Linked DNA regions of Homo sapiens: region 1 is linked to region 2. A link is an interaction called in ENCODE POLR2A ChIA-PET data of the cell type or tissue named here. Cell type or tissue: GM12878. All regions are shown on one strand. Links, peaks and the distances in the headings refer to the core of each region. The heading gives the core; the rest is flanking DNA.

The links. ChIA-PET counts read pairs that join two places held together with the same protein. Peaks named below come from ENCODE experiments on the same cell type or tissue, not always from the same donor. Only the 100,000 strongest peaks of a DNase experiment are listed, where the experiment ranks them.
Region 1: POLR2A ChIA-PET joins it to region 2 with 11 read pairs; 3 of 35 experiments call an interaction of 5 or more read pairs at or near these places.

Annotation. Positions count from the first base shown.
Region 1 is chr12:29,748,324-29,754,116 of GRCh38, forward strand. TMTC1 (transmembrane O-mannosyltransferase targeting cadherins 1) reads right to left here. Exons shown (of 18, transcript NM_001193451.2): 5 at 3,343-3,549. Among named protein-coding and RNA genes, the nearest start is that of TMTC1, 33 kb to the right of the region's middle. In GM12878, for the core only: no CTCF peak of the experiment used is centred there; a DNase peak (open chromatin) is centred at 2,478; H3K4me3 peaks cover 414 bases.
Region 2 is chr12:29,672,591-29,678,383 of GRCh38, forward strand. All of the region lies in intron 5 of TMTC1 (transmembrane O-mannosyltransferase targeting cadherins 1), which reads right to left. Among named protein-coding and RNA genes, the nearest start is that of TMTC1, 110 kb to the right of the region's middle. In GM12878, for the core only: no CTCF peak of the experiment used is centred there; no DNase peak of the experiment used is centred there.

The DNA of each region.
Region 1 (5,793 bases), core at 496-4,495, 76 kb after region 2:
CAAGAGGTGTCTCATTTGTGGAACCCGAGATGACTACAAGAATCTTTGTACCTGCTGAGAGTTCAATGGAGAGGCCAGCTCCACATAGAAATCAAACAAGCACCCTGCCTCTTCCCCAAAGCTTAGCCCTCGCTCTGGACTCTGGGCTTTAGAGCACAGTAAATGGTCAAAGCACAAGTTTAGGAGTCAAACAGTCTGGGTTCCAATCCTGACCCTACCACTTACTATGTGAACTTGGACAAGGTTTTTTAACCTCTAAGCCTCAGTTTCTTCATAGCAATGGGAGTTACAACATCTACCCTAAAAGTGATACCACAGTGGTTGGATAGAATAACACATGGGACATGCTAGCCCCCTTTCTGGTACATAGTAGTTGGATAATAGAAAGTTTTCTTCCCCCTACTGAGGGACCTTCTCACTGGTGTGCTGGAACTGGCTGACACTGGTTTGGAAGAGCTGACAAAGTTTTAGGAATTTTACAAGTCGCTTACTTAAAAAACAGCCATTATTAAAAATTCAAGTAAATAAACTTAAAATTAAATATGTCATATTTTAAACAAGGTAGTACATATTCAAAGCTCACTACTCTTGAGTTGGCTTTTTGCTTCACTTTGCTATTATCTATGCTTTTGAGGTTATTTATGTCTATTGCATCCGTCTGGTAGAAACATGGCATCATGGCGGACTATGACAGCTCTCACAACTCCATGGTCAGTGAAGTCACACTCGTAGCTTGCAATCAGCCACAGTGGGAGTATTTACATTAGCAAACACTACAAATCAGGAGTCCCGTTCTTTGGAGAGCCAGTTATTAAACAATTAGCAGCATACCAGAGGAATTCATATTTCTTCCTACCCTTTCTGCTCCAGCATCATTCATCTCTCCTCTCTACAGGTTATCTAAGGATACACACACACACACACGTCTGAAAAGAAAAATGAACATTCCTCCCACTAACAACCTTTTCCCCATTTCTTCATTGGCAAATTTATTGAAAATGTTCCATCTATGCTTAATTTCCAACACTTTCTTATCATCCACTCATCAACTGATCCATGTCACAAATATTTAAGCAGCTGTTATCGGCCAGACACTGTGACAGGAGCTGGCAACACATCTATGAGACACCCTGGCATGAACCTGCCCTAACCAAGTTCATAGTCACATGGCAGCCTAGCTTCTGTCCCACCTTAAACATCTCCAGTGATCTCTGTACTCCTTTAGCCTCCATTTAAAAAATTCACGATTTCCCCAATTGTTTCACCTTCTTTCCCTCCATGGCCCTCAACAAAAATGTCCAGATTTTCTCAGTGTTTTAACCCTTTATTCCTCTTCCCTTTTCCTTGGGAATTTCATGCATTATTATGATTTTATTCTCTCCCCAACCCCCAGAAAATCTATTACTCCCCTAATTTTTCCACTTAGTAACTAATGCCACCATCCACCCACCTGGTTAAGCCAGAAACTTGGAAATCCTTGTTTCCTTCCTTTCCCTCTCCCCATCATCACAAACATTAATTAGCGAGTCCTATTGGGTCTGTATCAGAAATGTATCTCAAATCCACCTCATCTCTTCATTGCAGTTTCCATGACTCTCAGCTAAGACCCCCTTTCCCTCACTCAGCTTGTGTGAAAGCCTCCTAACCCTTTTCCCTCCTTCATGATTGCCCCCAACAGCCTGCACCACGAAGAGGCCAGAGGGAACGTTTTTAAAAGAAATGTTATCATAACTGTCTATACACACACACACACACACACACACACACACACAAACTCCAGTATCTTCCCATTCCCCTCAGAATAAAATCCAAACCTGCTTCCACAGCCAGCACAGCCCTTCACCTGTGCCCTGCCCCCTCCTTGCCCTCACCCCTTCTCCTCCCAATTTGCTATGATCCTCAAGCCTGGAACCCTCTGCCAGATCCCTGCACATCTTCACTGGCAATTCACCTCATTCAGGAGGATTTGGAAGCCTTCCCTGGCCAACCAACCCAAATGCCCCCAGGCTAAGCCATCACTCTCCATCACACCCTGCCTAACTCTCTTCTGAGCACTCACATTGTTCAGTCAGTGTTGATTATTTATTGTCTACCTTCCTCTACTAGAAGAAAAGCTACACAAGAGCAAGGACCTTGTCTTTCTTATTTACCAGGACACTCCTGGTGCCTAGAACATGCCTGGCACTTGTCAGCCCCTCAACAGATATTTATTGATGAATGAACAAAAGAATGAATGAATGGGGCAAGATAAAAAAACAAACATAGGCAAAGGCAAGAATAACTGGAAACAAAGACTGCAGAAAGAGGGAGTTTTAAGGGACTACACAGAAGAGTAACAACAGCAATCTGAAGTGGTAAAGTGCTAATCTTATGAATGGAATTTCCATATGTTAAACTAATTGAGAGGTCATTAGGCTAAGGTGACTCTGGCACCCTGCATCCCTACATCAGCAGAGAAACTCAACTCAGTGTAAATGGTAAAATGAAACCAAGCTTAACCACTAACTAACCTCTAACTAGGGACTTTCCACTGGAATGATCCACATAGGGCTACTACTCCCCTTTAACCAATCAAATATTTCCTTTGCTCTGTTTCTGCGTTTGCCCTATAAAAGCTTCCCCACACCCTGTCCCAGCAGGGGAGCCCCAAAGCACTGGCAGTCTGGAGCTGCCCAATTCATTATTCACTGTCTGCTCAAATAAACTCTTTAGCTTTTTAATGTGCCTCAGTTTATCTTTTAACATATATCTGTTATATTCTGACTTGTCTGTGGCCTGAAACATTTTAGAGACAGCCTAATTTAGGGAGCAACACCTGTGCTGATAAATCCATGCTAATTTTCACAGCTAGGTCAAAATATCACAAAAAAGGAAGAAAATAAAGACAGTCATGTGCTGTAAAGATTTTCATACATCTTCAAAAACATTTCAGAAAGGAAGAGTCCTCTGGGTTTCCTCCCATATTTGGACTGTAATAAATTCAGATCAAACACAAAGAGCAGAGAGAGAGAGGCAGGAGAAGGGGAGGGAGAACGTTCTCCTCCCCCAGGAAACGTAGGGCGCCCATCTTCTGATGCCTGAGGCTGCAGGGACCCACACCCCATCACAGGCAGGCAGCAGGGCTTCCACTTGCTTCCTCTAACTACTCCTTTCTTATCCATTAGAATATAGGGAAGGAAGGGAGGGAAATAGGGACAGGAAGAAGGGGGTAAGGAGGGAAGCATGAAGAGAGGGAGGTCACAGTGTGCTGACTCAGTGCTTCACTTCCCCAGGCATCCCAGGCTGCACTAGGTGATGCTGGACATTGAAAACATGCAGGGACCAAGAAACCCAGCCCAGTACCTCATCATGGACCACACAGCTCGTGGGGACACTGGGAATCCACTGCTCTTGGGTTCTGGTGGCAGTGGAGAGTGGCAGCCACCCCAAGCTCCTTTGTGAGGGAACCGCTGCTGCTTCCCATTCTCCCGGTGAGGATGGCCTGGCAGTGAGGAGGGCTGGGGGCTCCCGGGCTGCTGTGGGCTGCGTGGACAGAGGGCCCCATTGCTCCTGTTGTGCATGGAATTGAGGGAAAACAAAGTCAACCAGAATGACAAGGCTTACAACAACCGATAGCAGTAAACTGCCCCACCCACAAGTCTTGCTTCCTGGAAACAACCATTCTCAAGTCTTTAGCCCTTGTGTTTCTGATATTTACTGCCATATTATTAAAACAACATAATTATGAATGTTTTTTCAATTTTAGACCTTATCGTATTGACCTAGTATAGAACACTGTAACTCAGTCTTTGTTAGATGGCCACCAACACACACACACACACACACACTCAAACACACACTTCTTCACCCCTCACCCTCCAAATAGGTTTCTCTCAGAATATTTGGTTGCAGTGGTATTAAGGATTTACATTATTATAATCTTGTAAGATATTGCTCATAGCTGAACCATCCAATTAATTACATTTTTTTCTGTTATGAATTCTCTGAGAAACCACTCAGTTATGTGAGTAACTCACATAACCCACTAGATGGGCAAAAATTTAAACATCTGATACTACCAAGGGATGATCAGAAAGTGAAACAAAGAGGATTCTCATTCCTGCTAGAACCATTTCAGGAGCAATGTCTCGGGATGTAATGCAGTTAACGTGCATCTATCCTTTGCCCAGCAACTACACTTCCATGGCTACGCCTGAAAGAAACCTTCACGTATTTGCACAAGAATATATGCACAGAAATTTCACTGCAGCTTAGTTTATAATAGCAAAAATGTAGAAATAAACTAAATTCCAAACCCAGAAAAATGGATAATGATAATTAAATACTATACAGCAGTTAAGATAAATGAAATACAGCTACATATATCAACACTGATATATCTCAAAAGCCCAATGGTAAATGAAAAAAAAAAGCAAGTGATACCATTTATGTAAAGTTTGAAAGTATGTAAAATAACACTTTTGCTATTCACTAGCATGTGTGTATATGAAGTAAAGTCCTAGAAACTATCATGGAAATGAAAAGTGCCAAATTCAGGATTGTGATTCCCTCTGGAGAGAGAGGATAAGGACTGTGGACAGAGAATGTTATTTTCTAGATGTTGGAAATTATATCCTGAATTTTTAAAAAAGAAAGATAATTTTCAGGAGCTGATTTTGTACTGAAAATCTTTCCTCCTAAAGATGATGTCAAATAGAAGAAATCTCATTCCATCCATGTGGGGCCAATCTTAAAATTTAGGAATAAACTGCACTTGTAGGAAAGTACTTGCAACATTTTGTTTCTATTACTGTTTCTTTCCTGCTTCCTGAATCATACGATGAAAGATCTCAAGAACCACCTAGTGCTAAGATGTTTATTCTAAATTAGCAGATAAAGTAGGGACTGGGGAGTAGACCCCTAGGTGCTTGTGTAAAACTCTGTGTATATGTGCATTCCTCTGGGGACATAACTTTGTGAAATTCTCAAGAGTCCACGACCCCCCAGATACTCAGAACCTTTGAGCTGTGTAACTGTCATGGTGCCTGAGCAGCAGACGTCCTGCGAGGTCTCCTGAGTCCCTGTCATATGTTCCTCCCTGGAAGCAATGGTGCTCCGGGCTAACCCTGTGAATCTGGAGCCACGCGGACATGGGTTCAAATCTTGGCTCCTCTTGGGCTGGCTGACTGTGGGGAGGATACTTTCTGTGCCTCTGTTTTCTCCTTTGTAAAATGAGGATAAAGATTGTTGCAAGCAAATGGCATGGCACAGTGCCTAGCACAGGGCCCGCCCTTAGGTGATATCACCCATCTTTGGCCAGGTCTCCGTGTTACATCCTCTGGTTCCTTCCTACCACTTTTTACAACTGTAATCAATCACTCGTCAAATTACTTACATAATGTCTGTCTCCACCAACATCTTAGATGCTCTTTGCGGGAAGGAACCATATTTGTCTTGCTCTTGGCTAGGCAGAATGAGTATGTGTTGAACGGGTGGACAAAAGCATGAAGAAAAGAATGAATGCCTCCACTTAAGCAGCACTACCGGATATGAAAGCCAGAAGTTTCTTTTTCTTTTTGTTTTGAGACTGAGTCTCCCTCTGTCACCAGGCTGGAGTGCAGTAGCGCAGTCTTGGCTCACTGCAATGTCCGACTCCCTGGTTCAAGCAATTCTCCTTCCTCAGCCTCCCGAGTAGCTGGGATTACAGGCACATGCCACCATGCCCAGCTAATTTTTGTATTTTTAGTAGAGATGGGGTTTTACCATGTTGGCTAGGATGGTCTCTATCTCCTGATCTCATGATCTGCCGGCCTT
Region 2 (5,793 bases), core at 488-4,487:
CAAATTCACTTTCTCCAATCTAGTTTTCAATCTAGGGCCCTCCATAGCCCTCCTCTCACCCCATCCTCATTCACATGCTCTGAAGCAACTCTAATAACAACGACAATAAATCCAGAAGCTCTCAGACACACGTACACACTGAGTTCTCTCAGGGGCCAAGTAGGACATTTGGCATCCTGGGCTTTTCTGCAGACCACAGCTCCTCCTGAAATAGATCACTTGGCTGCACTGCAGACAAAGGCCTGCAGTAAAGTAGGTGGCCTCATAAAACGCAACACCCGTTATAAGGAGGTAAACAATGTAGAGAAAAAGAAAACTTTTCCTGGTTCAAACAAACCTATCCAGAGAACAGCTGACTTTTCTGGCCCCCACCCCTAATGCCCTTTCAATTTAAGATAGGATGGTTGACTGTCAGAGCCACAAGAGCTAGAAAGTGGGGAATCCAGTCATTGCTGCACTATATTGGCAAACACCTGTAAAATAAATTCACTTTCTTATAAAAATCTTACTTTGAGAAGATTTCAGTTTTATTTCACTTGGAACTCTATTTTTTGCATTGAGGGGAGATACATTATACTTTAAGAAAAAAGTGAAAATGTGAGGTTTCAACTCTAGTCAATTTGGTTTTATTTTCAAATTCCAATACTCACTTGCTTTGAAACTCCTGAGAAGAAAGCTATAGCTAAGATTTCAGAGTAGAAATAAGAATCACAGCCGCTCTTAGCATAGATCATACATTGCATGCAAACAACTGTCATTCAGATAACTGTCAGCATGTCAATGTTTGTGTAAAACGCTTTTCAATATTGTGAAAATCAGAAATCCATAATAATTAAGTCTACATGATTATTTTTAAAGGCATGCTTCTTATGTTCATATAATTTTTCGAACATTCTTCTAATTTCCTTCTAGACCTAAGTGACTCATTTTAAAACATAACATAAAAAGCCCAAGTAGGAAAGTTGCCAAAGGAACTAGAAATTCCAGTCTCTGTCCAATTATTCATATATGTATATTTACATATTTAATTATATTTATTTATATTTTACTTATCGTTTCCAAAGAAAAAAATTGAGAAGATAATTTTATAACATTGCATTTTGCTAAGTGTTCATTATCTCTGTGTAAGATGCTATGGCTGCCAGAGGGACTTCTTTTTTTTTTTTTTTTTTTTTTTTTCTTTTTTGAGATGGAATTTTGCTCTTGCTGCCCAGGCTGGGGTGCAATGGTGAGATCTCGGCTCACCACAACCTCTGCCTCCCAGGTTCAAGCGATTCCCCTGCCTCAGCCTCCCAAGTAGCTGGGATTTCAGGCATGTACCACCATGCCTGGCTAATTTTGTATTTCTAGTAGAGACAGGGTTTCTCCAGGTTGGTCAGGCTGGTCTCGAACTCCCAATCTCAGGTGATCTGCCAGCCTCGGCCTCCCAAAGTGCTGGGATTACAGGTGTGAGCCACCACGCCCAGCCTTGCCAGAGGGACTTCTCAGGGTCCCTTTATGTTATGCTCTCGAAGGACAGTACTCTTGACAACACAGAGGCAGCTGGTGTGGTGAAGCAACCACAGGCCCTGGGGTCACAGAGATCTGGGTTTGAATTCCAGCTCATTCAGTTATAAGCTAGGAGACTACGCAGGCCTTTTAGCCTCCCTAGGTCAAGATAATTTCCACCTTACAAAGTCATCAAAAATATTTCTATGAGATGATATATGCAAGTGTCTCACCACAGTGCCCAGCACATAAAGGTGCTCAAAGTAGCATTATTAGAATAGTAACCAGAAATCAGCTGAAAATACTAAAACCCTATGGCCTATCCTTCAAGACCAGAAAAAAACAATCAGAAACAAATGAGTAAAGGAATGCAGCTAGGATTAGTAGAGGAAAAGATTTAATCTCTCTCAAGTTCTGTCAGCTCCCTCCTTCCTGGAAGGAAAAGAAAAAAAGAACGAAATATTTTCCTAGAAGACAAAGCTATAATTCAGCATTCAACACTCTTCTTGCTGACGGGACTCCTTTAGTTCAGCTGTAAAGGTTGTCCATGCACAAGGCAGCCAGCTCAGGAGGAGGGAGGGAGGTGGCCTGTGAGGGCTCAAATCCAGCCCATGCTCTGTTCAACGACCTGTGGTGCCCAGGCACTGGCTTTACCTGCCGTAAAGAAGGGGGGGCCTTTTCCTAATTTACTCAAAAGAGCAAGAAGTGCCCACACCTCAAACATCACGCACCCACCATGCCTCATGCCCACAGTGTTTTCTATTTTGCATAAAGATCCCCAATGGGCCAGCAGCAGCCCTGATCTACTACTATGATTATTACTTAATACCCACTAGACAGCTTCATTGTCCTAATGATTTTCACAGGGGCTTGTTTAATCTAATGTTTCCATTTTCTTTGCAGCCAATTTCATTTTCTCACTGACATATTACAGCAGTGTTGCTATATTTCCAGTCACCGGACCATGTGCAAAGTAACTTAATGTTAAAATGAAGAATAACATTGGTTTCTGTCTTAATTCAGCTAAGTTTCCCTTGCAGATTCAGCATGGTACTTTGTACAGTAGTCATTTAATTCATCAAACTGTGTTTAAAAAAATCCTAACCATACAAGTCTTAACACCACATTTACAAACCCCACAAACATCAGGGCCCAATTTGAGACTGTTATTTTAACAAACACAATTTTCCTGTCCTAAACTTAACTCAAGTCCAACTGAACGTCCACTGAAAGTTTTCCAGTCTAAAGTTTCCAGATCATAGAGATTTTCATACATGAAGCTGGATTTTCATCCAGTGTGACCAACCCATTCAGTTTGCCTGGCACTAAGGAGCTTCGTGGGACACAGGACCTTCAGTACTAAAACTGGGACAATCCTGGAAAAACCTGGTCACCCTGTGTGCCATCCTCTAGTAAGCTGGTACAGTACAGTAGAATAAACTGCTAAGGAGTAGTTCTGCAAAAGTCAAAGAAAAAAGTGGTTTCTCTGTGCCCTGGACACACATGCAAATACACACACACACACACACACACACACACACACACACACACACCCTCCATGACTTTCTGTTTCTTGTGAATAAGAGTTTAATCAAAAACGAGTGTTTCTCTGGTGGAAGATATCTACTAATTGGTTCAACTTGTTAATTCTGAAAACATGAGAACTAGAATTTTCTCACCCACGCTTTCCAGCTGTCAGACAAATCTTTTCATCTAACTTGGATGAGCCAATATAAGGTATTCTTAATAGCATTGTTCCATGAAAGTAACAAAATGGAAAGGAGGGAAGGAAGAGACAAGGGTTTAATAACCATTAAGACTGTACAGAGTCCCCCTCTGTGTGCAATCAATGGAATTATAATGACTTTGTTTAGTGGATGATAAAGCTGCCTGGTTGATTCTAACAGAAGCTGATATTTCAAAAACGAAATTGAATCAAGCTTACGCCATTAATTAAAAGGAATTTGATGGTTTTCATTTTAAAGCACACCATATCTATAAAGGATGGACACAATAGTGCCTAAATAATCTTAGCTGCAAATAACCTAAACATTCAACAAAACTAAAATTCCAAAACCTCACACTTGTAATTTTGAAACATTTATCTGTTCATACACTGCTACGTGTGTCAGATATCCATTTTAATTTTTAAATATTGGTTAGGACTTAATTTAAAAGTTTGTGAGTTTTCCTATTTTATGTAACTTTCTTTTACTACCTTTTCCTTGTATATGCAAGCTTTATTGACTATAAGATTATCCAAAATGATTCCCACTCTCCTTAAATATGAAGACTCCAATTTTCTGGGTCCTATCACTATTATCAGCACTCAGTGGTCTCTTACTCTGACAAAAGAACCAAACTGTAAAAGTTAAGCGAATACTTCAGACTGACAAAAGCAATAGATGTTAATCAGGAGAGAATCAAACTCCAGAGCATATATTTTGATACATCCTTTGCTCAAGTAGGAAACCTGATGCCTGCATTCCTGCCATAGTCAGTCAGAGATCGATTTCCAGGGATCCCATCTACACTCTGCCTTCAAACGAAAGGTCACCTCCAGGAGCGATGCACTGGGCACAGTCTCTCTTCAAGACGTGAGGACACGGCAAATGGTGCTAATTCCACTAGGCAGGGGATTAAAAATCATGATTGATCACCAATTTTCTAACTAGCACTCTATGAGAAACTGATAGAAGATGATGCCCTCGTGCAGCCAAATGAAGCATTTTGTGGGCATGCTGGAATGAACCCTGAAGCCAGGCCATATCAGTGTGGGCAGTTGGGGAGTCATTAAGTCTTGACAGAGCTGGCTGGCATGCCACAGTGTGTGAAGAAGAAAAACATCCTGTCCTCCTATAATATGATTTGAGGGCCAAAATAATACAATTCACATCAGGCCCTCCAGAGGAGATGCAGACAAGGTCCAAGTCTGGTCCTTCTGTGGAAATGAAAGTACTGACAGGCACACAGATATCCCTCTGCCTAAAAGCATTTATCATTTTAAGCCATTAGGATTTTCAGTTCCACCTTCAAGAAAACAGCATAAATAAATTCACTGGCCTCTAATTTTGCTGTTTCTCTTCTTTATCTAGTCAATGTAATGGGTTTCAGGATCAAGGTTATTACAAATAAAAATAAAATCAGATTTGCAGCATGAATAACCCTTTATCTGCATGTCTGTTTAGTACCTTGTGATTTTTTTGTTGTTGTTTATTTGTTTTTGTTCTTACCACATCTTAACAGGACCAATGGGCCTACTCACTAATAAGCACATCCTGCAGTTATTTCCATACATAAAATATGTGCCATAAAATATGCATAGAAGCACAAGCAACCCAAACAAGATAAATGAATTAATCCTACTGTATGAGCCATTCTCAGACAACTAAATGATTTAATTTCTTCATTTACAAAAGACAACTATTCCATCGTTATACCGCGGTAGCCCCCTTTATCTGCAGTTTCAGTTACCTGCAGTCAATTGCCGTCCAAAAATAGGAAATGGAAAATTCCAGAAAGAAAAAATTCATAAGTTTTAAATCACATGCCTTTTAAGTTGTTCCGAGTAGCATAATGAAATCTCACATTATCCCACTTGGTCCCACTTGGGAAGTGAATCCTCCCTGTGTCCGGCATATCCACTCTGTTCACCCATTAGTGATGTAGCAGCCAGCTCAGTTATCAGATCGACTGCCGCAGCATCACAGTGCTTGTACTCAAGGAACCCTTATTTTACTTAATAATGCCCCACACATGCAAAAGCAGCGATGCTGCCATATGGCTATAATTGCTCTATTTTATTATGTTATTGTTGTTAATCTCTTACTGTACCTAATTTATAAATTAAACTTCATCACAGGTATGTATATATAGGAAAAAACGTAGCAATAGTATGTCTAGGATTTGGTACTATCCATGGTTTCCGGCATTCACTGGAGTTCTTGATACGTATCCCCCACAGATAACAGGGAAGTAATTTATTTTAGAAATTTAATAAACTAATATTTCTGCAACATTCTGAAACTCATTTACTGAACAACTTCATCTGTTGGTGATACATACAAGAATCAGAGATGAACAAAAGTCACTTCTGAGCAATCAAAACTAATATTTCAAACTCACAATTTTCTGACTTTCATTTCTAAAACAAAATAAAACCATAGAGAAGTGCTGCTATACGGTGGCTGAGATTGGCTTATAGTTCTCCAGATATTACTTCTTCTTCCTGAGCACACAACTTCTCTGCTTTGCTTACAGTTAGAGATGGCCATGTGACTGAATTCTAGCCAAAGGAAGGTAAGT